Linked DNA regions of Homo sapiens: all the other regions are linked to region 1. Evidence: chromatin contacts called from ENCODE Hi-C or POLR2A ChIA-PET data. All regions are on one chromosome and are shown on one strand. The core of a region is the stretch at or near the end of the contact, and the rest is flanking DNA. Distances in the headings are between cores, read along the strand shown.

Region 1 (2,723 bases), core at 1-2,500:
CAGTGTCCACAGCTGGCCCTCACACCAGCCGGAACCTACTGAGGAGGGGCAACTAGCCTGGCATGGACCTTGCACCTGGACAAACACACTTTTGACAATTTACCAAACTCCCAAAATACACCAGGAACAAAACACAGGGGCCCTGAAACTTCCAGCCCCTGGGTCTGTGCCACCCTCTCACGATACCTTCAGGAGCTCGTTGAGGTCTGAGATTTCCAAGAGAGTGAGGCTGGCGATGTCCTGGACCAGCTGCTGTATCTTGGGGGGGTACTCCTTGGGGGCGTTATCCAGGGGTGCACCAGCGAGGGCCTCACACCTCTGATGGCCGCTGCTCCTCATATGTCGCACGGCACAGACACATGGCACCTGTCGCCTAGCCCCCACCCCCAATTAAAACAGACTTGTCAGTCCTGGAATGGAAGGGGCTGCAGAAACCAGAGGGGCAGGACAACTGGGGGACTGGTGGGTGCCATAAGCTCAGGCTGGTAATCACTAGGGCCGGAAATTACCTAGCTCCTTGGTCCCAGTCCAGGGTTCTCAGACCTCAAGGGGTCCGTATTGATAAGATTTGCAAGTTACTTTAAATTCTTCAAAGAGCCTTAGAAAGCCACGTGTTTATTTGCAGCCATACCACTCAAACCTCAAGTTTCTGGTTTGAATGAACTACATCAACCCAGCGGTGGCGAAACTATTACTTAGGTGCATCTTCCTGCGCAAAGCCTCCCAAAACATGGGGGCCCCTGGCCGCAAAACGCCGCACCCACGGATGGGCCTTTGCTGCGGAAAAGGCTGAGGCCAAGGGAGGAGCAGGGAATCGTCCAAGGTCATCTGGGGCCGACCCCGGCGCTTTCCACGGCCCAGGAGGGAAGGGGCGTGCGCACCGGGAGGCCTCCTCCCCGCGCCCCCGATGGGACCCCCAAGCCCGGCCTGGCCGCTGCAGGGAGGCCGGCCCCGCCGCCCTCCTCGCCCGGATCGACCCCTCAGTGCCCGGCTGCCCCCTAACCCGCCTGCCGGCCCGGACCGCCCCAGGATCCCGCGTACCTGGCAAGGCGGAACGCAGCGGCCCGAAGCCCAAGGCAAGGCCCCCACAGGGGGCGAGCGGCCGCCGGCAGCATCGGTCCGCGGGCTGGAAGGTCACACGCGGTTCCCCGGGAGGAGGCGACGCTCTAGCCGCCTCGGCCGCCGGGCATTCGAGCTGGGGAGGAACGCTCTAGCCGCCACGGCTGCCGGGCATTCGAGCCGGAAATGACGCTCTAGCCGTACCTCGCGCTAGCCTCGTCTCACCCTGAGATTACCCACAAGGCGGCGCGCTGCGCAGACGCAAAAGCGTCGTCTGTGGCGGCAGCTAGACATCGGGCGACCCTCGTCCCGCCAGGTTTTGGGGTCGCGCAAACGAGCGACGGGGGCTGGGGCTCCGGATTCAGGTGTTCTTTCTTCAGCGCTCACGGGTTTCTGTCCGTACGCGATGCGAGCGAACGTCGCGGTCGAGGCTAGGGCCCCGAAGCCCGCAGTAATCCACGTCTCCCGCCCGCTCCGGGCCCCCAGTGCCGCCGTCGCGGGCGGAGGCGCGAGGTCTGGGCTTTGGCGCCTTCGCAGCCGCAGGCGACATCCTCTTTCCTAGCTAAAGCCCCAAACGCCCAGGTGGCTTCCTGGGAGAGCACGGCTGAGCCTCCGCCTTCAGATCAGAACAGGCAGAGCCTCCAAGGGCGGCTTGGGCCCAGTGCCTGCTTATCCTGCCCGTCTCTCCACACTTCTTCTTTCCCTGTCCGTTGGAGTCCATTCCTTCCTGGAAAAGCCAAAGCCGCGCTCCCCTAAGAGGCCTGGATGTGAAGGTGAGTGAGACGCCCTGGCCTCTGGGTGCAAAGGCCGGCGCCTGCCGCTTTCAACACTCAGGAGGCGCGTTTCAGCCCCGCTGGCCCCCGGCCGCAGACTCGGAGCGCTGAGCTCCCACCGTTCCCATCACCCGACTCCCTTCCCAGGAATGAGGAGCACCCGGGAAGCTTCAGCCACTACACGAAGGAGGCGCCAAGCCCAAACTCCTCCCCAGCTACCGGCGGGGTCAGTGCAGAGCCGCGGAGGGCACACATGAACCCTGGCACGCAGCCTCAGGGAGGGGCAGGCTGGAAATGACCCTGCCTGCAGCTGGGCCATCAGCCTGACCACCTGCCCCCTGAGCAAACGTTGATGCAGGTCGGGCGCGGTGGCTCATGCCTGTAATCCCAGCACTTTAGGAGCCCGAGGCAGGTGGATCACCTGAGGTTAGGCGTTCACGACCAGCCTGGCCAACATGGTGAAACACCGTCGCTACTAAAAATACAAAAACTAGCCAGGCATGGTAATGGGGTGCACCTGTAGTCCAGCTACTCGGGAGGCTGAGGCCCGAGAATCGCTTGAACCCAGGAGGCGGAGCTTGCAGTGAGCGGAGATCACCACTCCAGCCTGGGTGACAGAGTGAGACTCCATCTCAAAAAAATTAATTAAAGAAAAAACGCTGATGCTTTCTGAAATACATTTTATTATCGCTGTACCATTCTGGGGCACTGGAGATGGCAGCTGAGAAGCAGAGAAGCTGGAGACCTGAAGCCTCCACCCTTGGCTGTGGCTGCCGAGAGAGGCCCCTGCAGAGGGAGCCCCAGGCCACACCCAGACACCACAGCCAGCTCACAGTGCGGCCAGAGGGCACAGGCTGCTTGGGGGGTGAGGGTCCCCATTCCTGCCACCTC
Region 2 (2,825 bases), core at 132-2,631, 510 kb before region 1:
GCACTGTCCTGTGGGTGGGGGTAGCAGGGAGCCAACAGTCCAGGCCCTACATCCTGTTCTAATAGAGTGACAAGTCTGATGAGGCTGGGGGTGCACAAGCACTGAGAAGGCAGCAGGACAGGGAGCCAAACACATGGGGTGGTGGGGGAAACCAGGGAGCTGGACACAGGGTGGGGGGGTCCTGGGAGTTGGACACATGGGCCAGGTTGGGGGTCCAGGGAGCTAGACACAGGGGGTGGGGAGGGGAGTCCAGGGGACTAGACACAGAGTGGGGGGTGGGTCCAGGGGGCTAGACACACAGTGTGGGGGGTGGGTCCAGGGAGCCGGACATACACATGGGGTGGGGAGGGGGCATCCAGGGAACCAAGTCTAGGCAGAGGCAACTGGCGCAAAGGACCTGAGGCAGAAGAGGGTTTGGTGTGTGAGGCGGGACTGAGGACTGTGGGCGAGGGAGACAGCTCTACCAGGACGCATGGTTCGGGGAGGACAGGCTGCAGGGTGCCTGGGCTGCAGGCACGGCACGGAGAGGAGTGATCCAGTGTTAACAATGTGGGTGGAGGATGACACCAGACCCCTGGCTTATTGCCCCACCAGGGGAATTCCCAGACACCAAACACCCCCTCCACTCCCACGCAGAATTGCGGGCTGAGGGTTCGGGTGAGCCAGGCTGCTCTGTCCCGGGGCCGGGCTCTGTTCATCCATCCGCAGATGGATACGGACACGTGCCTTTTTCTGAGGATGTGAATGGTTGGGAATGGCTGTGCCTGAGGATGTTGTTCCCACAGGATGGTGGGGGCGACTTCGGGCCTCGGTGGGTCCCGACCCCCCTCCTTCCCCCAGTTCCCTAATCAGGGTCTGAGCGACCGCGCGCACGGCCCCTGGGCCCCGCCGGTCTCCGAGCCCGTGGGCAGCGCCGGGAACTCGTGCCCCGGTGGCCGCAGCCGACCCTTAGGCAGGACTTCGTGGCGCCCCCGGCCCGAACAGACCCCCACGGGCAGCCTCGGCCGCCCCGTGCTCCCTTCATCTCAGGGCAAAAGCTCAAGTCAACCCTTCGGGACCGCGAGCCGGGCGGCCTCAGGAAGCGGGCGCCTGGGGACCCTCGGCCGGGCCGGGGGCGGCGAAGGTGGGGGCGCCTCGCGCGGCGGAACCCGCCGTCCCCATAGCCCGGAGCCCCGTCCGGAGTCGCCCCGCTGACCGGTGAGGAGGCCGGGCTCCCTCCTTCGATCTGCGGCGGTGGTCGGGTCGGCCGGGGCGCCCCTCGGACCCGGGCGCAGCGCGGAACCCGGCGGGGCGGGAGGGGCCGGAACCTAGCGCCAGGGACCCCGTTTCCTGTCGGCGGGACCCGAGCGCTGCACCGAGCGCAGCCGGACGCGGCCGACTGACCCGGTCGCTGTGGCAACGCGGCGGGACCTGGCCAGCGCTGCTGGCGGGCGTTAGGGTGAGGTGCGGGCGGGCGGCGTGGGAGGCGTGGGAGGCGTGGGGGGCGCCGCTCCGACCACTCTTCCTGTAGAAAACCCCAGCAGCTGCCGTCCTGTCGGACGCAGCGCTTTGGTGGGGACCTGGAGCGCGAGGTCGACCCTCAGAGCTCGGCCAGGCCCGGACCGGGGATCCCCTCGCGGAGGCTGCGGCGGGGCGGGGCGGGGGTTGCGGCCGCGTGGAGCGGGAGCGTTCCCTCGGTCTCCCGTGGGTGACCTGGGGCGGTGGGCGCTGCCGACCAGGGCCCCGCAGCCCCGGGAGAATTCCCCGGGTTCCGCCGCCGGCAAGGACGGCTCCGCGCCCAGGCAGCCTTACAGTGTCTGTGAGTTTAAAAAAAAAAAAAAAAAAAGAGAGGAAAAAAAAAGGCCGGAGGCGGTGGTTCGCGCCTGTAATCCAGCACTTTGGGAGGCAGAGGCGGGCAGATTGCTTGAGGCCCGGAGTTCGAGACCAGCCTGGCCAACATGGTGAAACCCCCTCTCTACTAAAAATACAAAAATTATTGGGCGTGGTGGTGCACGCCTGTAATCCCAGCTACTCCGGAGGCTGAAGCAGGAGAATCGCTTGAACCCGATGTTGTAACTGAGGGAGTTATAGAGAGAACGCCACACTCTGAGACTACTCAGGAGTCCTGTATTGCCAGCGACTGACAGACTGCTAGAGCTGCAAATTCCCTCGGCCCCGAAGAAGGGGCTAGATTTCTTTTGATACCTTGGTCTAAATAGAGGAGGGGAGGCTAGCTGAAGCGATTTTTTTACAGAAGCAGAATAGGCAAAAAGTTAAAAGATAAATGGTTACAGAAACAGTTACAGGAAAATAAACAGTTCCAGGTACAGGGGCTTAAATTATCACAAAGTGATAAACGCAGGGGCTTTGGGTACCATCAACCGAGCGCGTTCCCAGGAGCTGCTGGTACAGCTTGCTCCAGTTTCTTATCAGTATTTTATCAGTAAGCGCATTCCTGGATGTGCTTGGAGTCAGCTTGCCCCAGTTATGTCCTTAAGGGACGGGGACAAGGGGCTGCAAGCGAAGAAACCAAAATGGTGTCTGTCCGGCCCTCTCAGCTAAGAGAGAGTCAGTCAGGTTAAAACAAAGTAGGGTACCACACCGAGAGGCGCAGGTTGCGGAGAGCCAAGATCGCGCCATTGCACTCCAGTCTGGGAGACAAGAGCGAAACTCGGTCTCAAAAAAAAAAAAAATTATCTGTAACTTAGAAAAAGGATACAAAAGGAGCACAGATTTCCCGTGTGCCTTTTGCCCAGAGCCCCTAGAATGCTGACCTCTTAGAGAACCACAGTTCATTCAGCAACATGTAGACGCTGGCGTTCATGTTGGTATCATCCCATGATCTG
Region 3 (2,825 bases), core at 241-2,740, 350 kb before region 1:
GTCGATCTGCATGGGCTCCACGGCCCCCTGCAACATGGGCCAGGCACCTGGCACCTCGTCCTGGGGACTGCCCCAGGAGGGCGAGAGACCCGCACTGTTCTCTGAGGTCAGCTCTGCCCAAGATCTTCCAGGCCAGTCGGACCACACTCCCGCCGCTGCTGTCCCCCAGGTGTGCCCTCCCAGTCACCCCCGCCCCCACCCAGGCTCCTGTGCCACCACATCAGGGAGGGGTCTCCTCACAAGACTCTAAGGCTCAGAAGCAGAAACCCCTCGCCTGATTCTAGCCGCTCATCTCTGAAAGCCAGAAAGCAGACAGGGGACAACCAACTACACAGGGGCCTCTGAGGGCCCCTACACGTTCCCAGCCACCATCCTGATGTAGTTTCCTCCAAGCCACGGAGAAGAACGGGACGCCACCTCAACCCCAGGAGGCAGGAGGACCAGCCCCCGGAATCTGTCCTGAGCAGCGGAGCAGCAATACTGGGCTGAGAGTCACGCCACGGAGTTGGGAGAAGGGGAAAAGAGTCATCTCAGGGAGCCTCATGGCCCCCAGCTGGGAGACACAGAGAAGCCAGGACCTCGGCTTAACACAAAGCAGGCTGGAAAAGCCGCCATGCCGGGCACTCGCCGGACCCGTGGGCCTCCCGCGCTCCTTCGGGAAAAGCACCAAGAGCTCGGCTCCCTCCGCAGGCCCCGGGCCCACCGGGGCTCCCTCCCCTCCTGCGCTTGGCACTGAGTCCCTGTCCTCGGCCAGCAGAGCAGCAGGGGCCCAGCCACAGCAGGGGCGGCCGGGGCCCTGCTCCCCCCTCCCTCGCTCGGGGGTCCCTGTCCTGGAAGGTACCTCGTAGAGCAGCGTACAGGCCGACAGGCTGGCGCTCAGGCTGAAGTCCCCGGCCGTGCCGGGCAGGACGAGGTCTGACCTACTGCTGTGAGGGGTGCAGTACAGATCTGTCACTGACGAGGAGGCCGAGCTGGGGGCCGAGCTATCCCTCATTCTGTCCTGACTTTCTGCACCCCCCGACCCTGACACAGAGCTGGCTGGCTGCTGAAGGGAGAAAGAGCGTTAGCGTCGGGGCGGCCGGGAACCTCTCCCGTGAGCTGCTGGGAGGGGAGGCGGGGCGGGCGCGGCCCGGCGGCCCCCGATCGCAGCGCGCAGCCACGGCGGAGACGCGCCCTCGGCCCTGCAGCCCCCGACGCGCGCTGCCCGCGGAGGCCCGGCACGGAGCGTGCCCGACCGACTCCTGGCGCAGGCCCCGCGCCCCTGCTCGACCTCAGCCCGGCCCCAGTGGCGGGGGGCGCGGGGGCGCGGAGGCCCGGGGCGGCCTCGGCTCGTTACCTGCAAGTTAAACACCTGAACCGGCAGCGGCATCTTGCACCCACCCCGCCGCGGCGTGCCGTCCACTTCCGGGGCAGCGAAGCCGTCGCTTCCGGGGCGCGGGGCGGGGCGGGGCCGCTGCGTTCTTAAAGGGGCCGCCGCCCACCCACGGCTCCGGCCAGGTTCTCCGCTCGCAGCGCCGGGGGTCCCGGCGGCCGCATGAGCCGCGCGCGTGGGGCGCTGTGCCGGGCCTGCCTCGCGCTGGCCGCGGCCCTGGCCGCGCTGCTGTTACTGCCGCTGCCGCTGCCCCGCGCGCCCGCCCCGGCCCGGACCCCCGCCCCGGCCCCGCGCGCGCCCCCGTCCCGGCCCGCTGCCCCCAGCCTGCGGCCTGACGACGTCTTCATCGCCGTCAAGACCACCCGGAAGAACCACGGGCCGCGCCTGCGGCTGCTGCTGCGCACCTGGATCTCCCGGGCCCGCCAGCAGGTGCGCCGGACCCCGACCCCGACGGCGAGCCCCACGCCCACCCGCCCCGCCTCCCAGGGTCTAGGCCCGGCCCAGGCCCCCGGAGGCTCCGCGCGGGGCGGGTCGGTCTCCGGCCTGGGCAGCGCCCCAGAAGCCTCATAGATTGTTTCTCCCCCAGACGTTTATCTTCACCGACGGGGACGACCCTGAGCTCGAGCTCCAGGGCGGTGAGTGTCCCCCACTCCCCGGCGCCCGCGGGATCTGCCCCCCGAGCCTTTCTCGCTCCGAAGCCACGGCCCCTTCGCTGCTGTGGGTGCCTTTCTCTGCCCAGGCTCCCGAGGCCCGGGGAGGCCCCGACGCTGCCCAGGTCACGCGGCCTGCGGAGGGCCCACCCTGCCAGCCAAGCTCTGCTCCCCACCAGCCTCTCACACTAGCCGCTTCCCGGGGCGTGGGGCTAGTGCCACGTCCCCTGAAGAAGCGCCAGCAGGGAATCCGCCCTTCCAGGCCAGGTCAGGGCGAGCTGCCTCCGTCCTGTTTCCACTCAAGAGATCCCAACCGATGGCCGCCTGCTTCAGCCTCGGTGGCACCAGCAGGGTCAGCGCGTGAGGGCTAGGGCTGTGGTTGGACCCAGGCAAGGTGTCCAGGCATGTCAGACAGCCACGTTGTGCCCTGGCCCTTGGGGGCAGGTGGGGCACAGGCCTTACCCCAACCCCAGTGCCATCCTCTACGTGCGTGCTTCCCGTCTCTGATTCGCAGGCGACCGTGTCATCAACACCAACTGCTCGGCGGTGCGCACTCGTCAGGCCCTCTGCTGCAAGATGTCCGTGGAGTATGACAAGTTCATTGAGTCCGGGCGCAAGTACGCGGCGCTGACCCGACCCGCAGAGAGCTCAGAGCCAAGCTGGGTGGGGGCCTCCTGTCCAGCCATGCCAGGCCCTCGTGCCCAGGACTCCCCTCGCCCACAGGTGGTTTTGCCACGTGGATGATGACAATTATGTGAACGCCAGGAGCCTCCTGCACCTGCTCTCCAGCTTCTCACCCAGCC

Evidence for each region. A loop is a pair of places that touch in the nucleus more often than their neighbours do. ChIA-PET counts read pairs that join two places held with the same protein, here RNA polymerase II (POLR2A). Pooled maps may share reads with other maps.
Region 2: a loop to region 1 is called in a pooled map, with 4 times the contacts of the local background. The contact joins the promoter of CCDC57 here to the promoter of MRPL12 in region 1. A Hi-C loop is called at or near these places in 4 of 50 pooled maps. POLR2A ChIA-PET finds 5 or more read pairs at or near these places in 2 of 52 experiments (AG04450 and HepG2).
Region 3: a pooled map shows a loop between it and region 1 (5-fold over the local background). The contact joins the promoter of RFNG here to the promoter of MRPL12 in region 1. A Hi-C loop is called at or near these places in 2 of 50 pooled maps. POLR2A ChIA-PET finds 5 or more read pairs at or near these places in 3 of 52 experiments (AG04450, Caco-2 and activated naive CD8-positive, alpha-beta T cell).

What each region holds. Positions count from the first base shown.
Region 1 is chr17:81,701,894-81,704,616 of GRCh38, reverse strand. MRPL12 (mitochondrial ribosomal protein L12) reads right to left here and starts at 1,250. Exons shown (of 5, transcript NM_002949.4): 1 at 1,042-1,250; 2 at 187-373. The coding sequence starts at 1,115. It overlaps HGS (hepatocyte growth factor-regulated tyrosine kinase substrate), which reads right to left. Exons shown (of 22, transcript NM_004712.5): 22 at 2,496-2,723. RefSeq lists a silencer at 883-1,262 and enhancers at 1,163-1,766, 1,753-1,822, 1,767-2,370.
Region 2 is chr17:82,211,398-82,214,222 of GRCh38, reverse strand. CCDC57 (coiled-coil domain containing 57) reads left to right here and starts at 1,381. Exons shown (of 19, transcript NM_001394669.1): 1 at 1,381-1,438. RefSeq lists an enhancer at 28-970 and a silencer at 921-1,840.
Region 3 is chr17:82,050,476-82,053,300 of GRCh38, reverse strand. RFNG (RFNG O-fucosylpeptide 3-beta-N-acetylglucosaminyltransferase) reads left to right here and starts at 1,490. Exons shown (of 8, transcript NM_002917.2): 1 at 1,490-1,801; 2 at 1,959-2,007; 3 at 2,537-2,639; 4 at 2,746-2,825. The coding sequence starts at 1,535. GPS1 (G protein pathway suppressor 1) reads right to left here and starts at 1,403. Exons shown (of 13, transcript NM_001321092.3): 1 at 1,337-1,403; 2 at 1-27. The coding sequence starts at 1,369. RefSeq lists silencers at 1,096-1,225, 1,286-1,535, 1,806-1,955 and an enhancer at 1,176-1,845.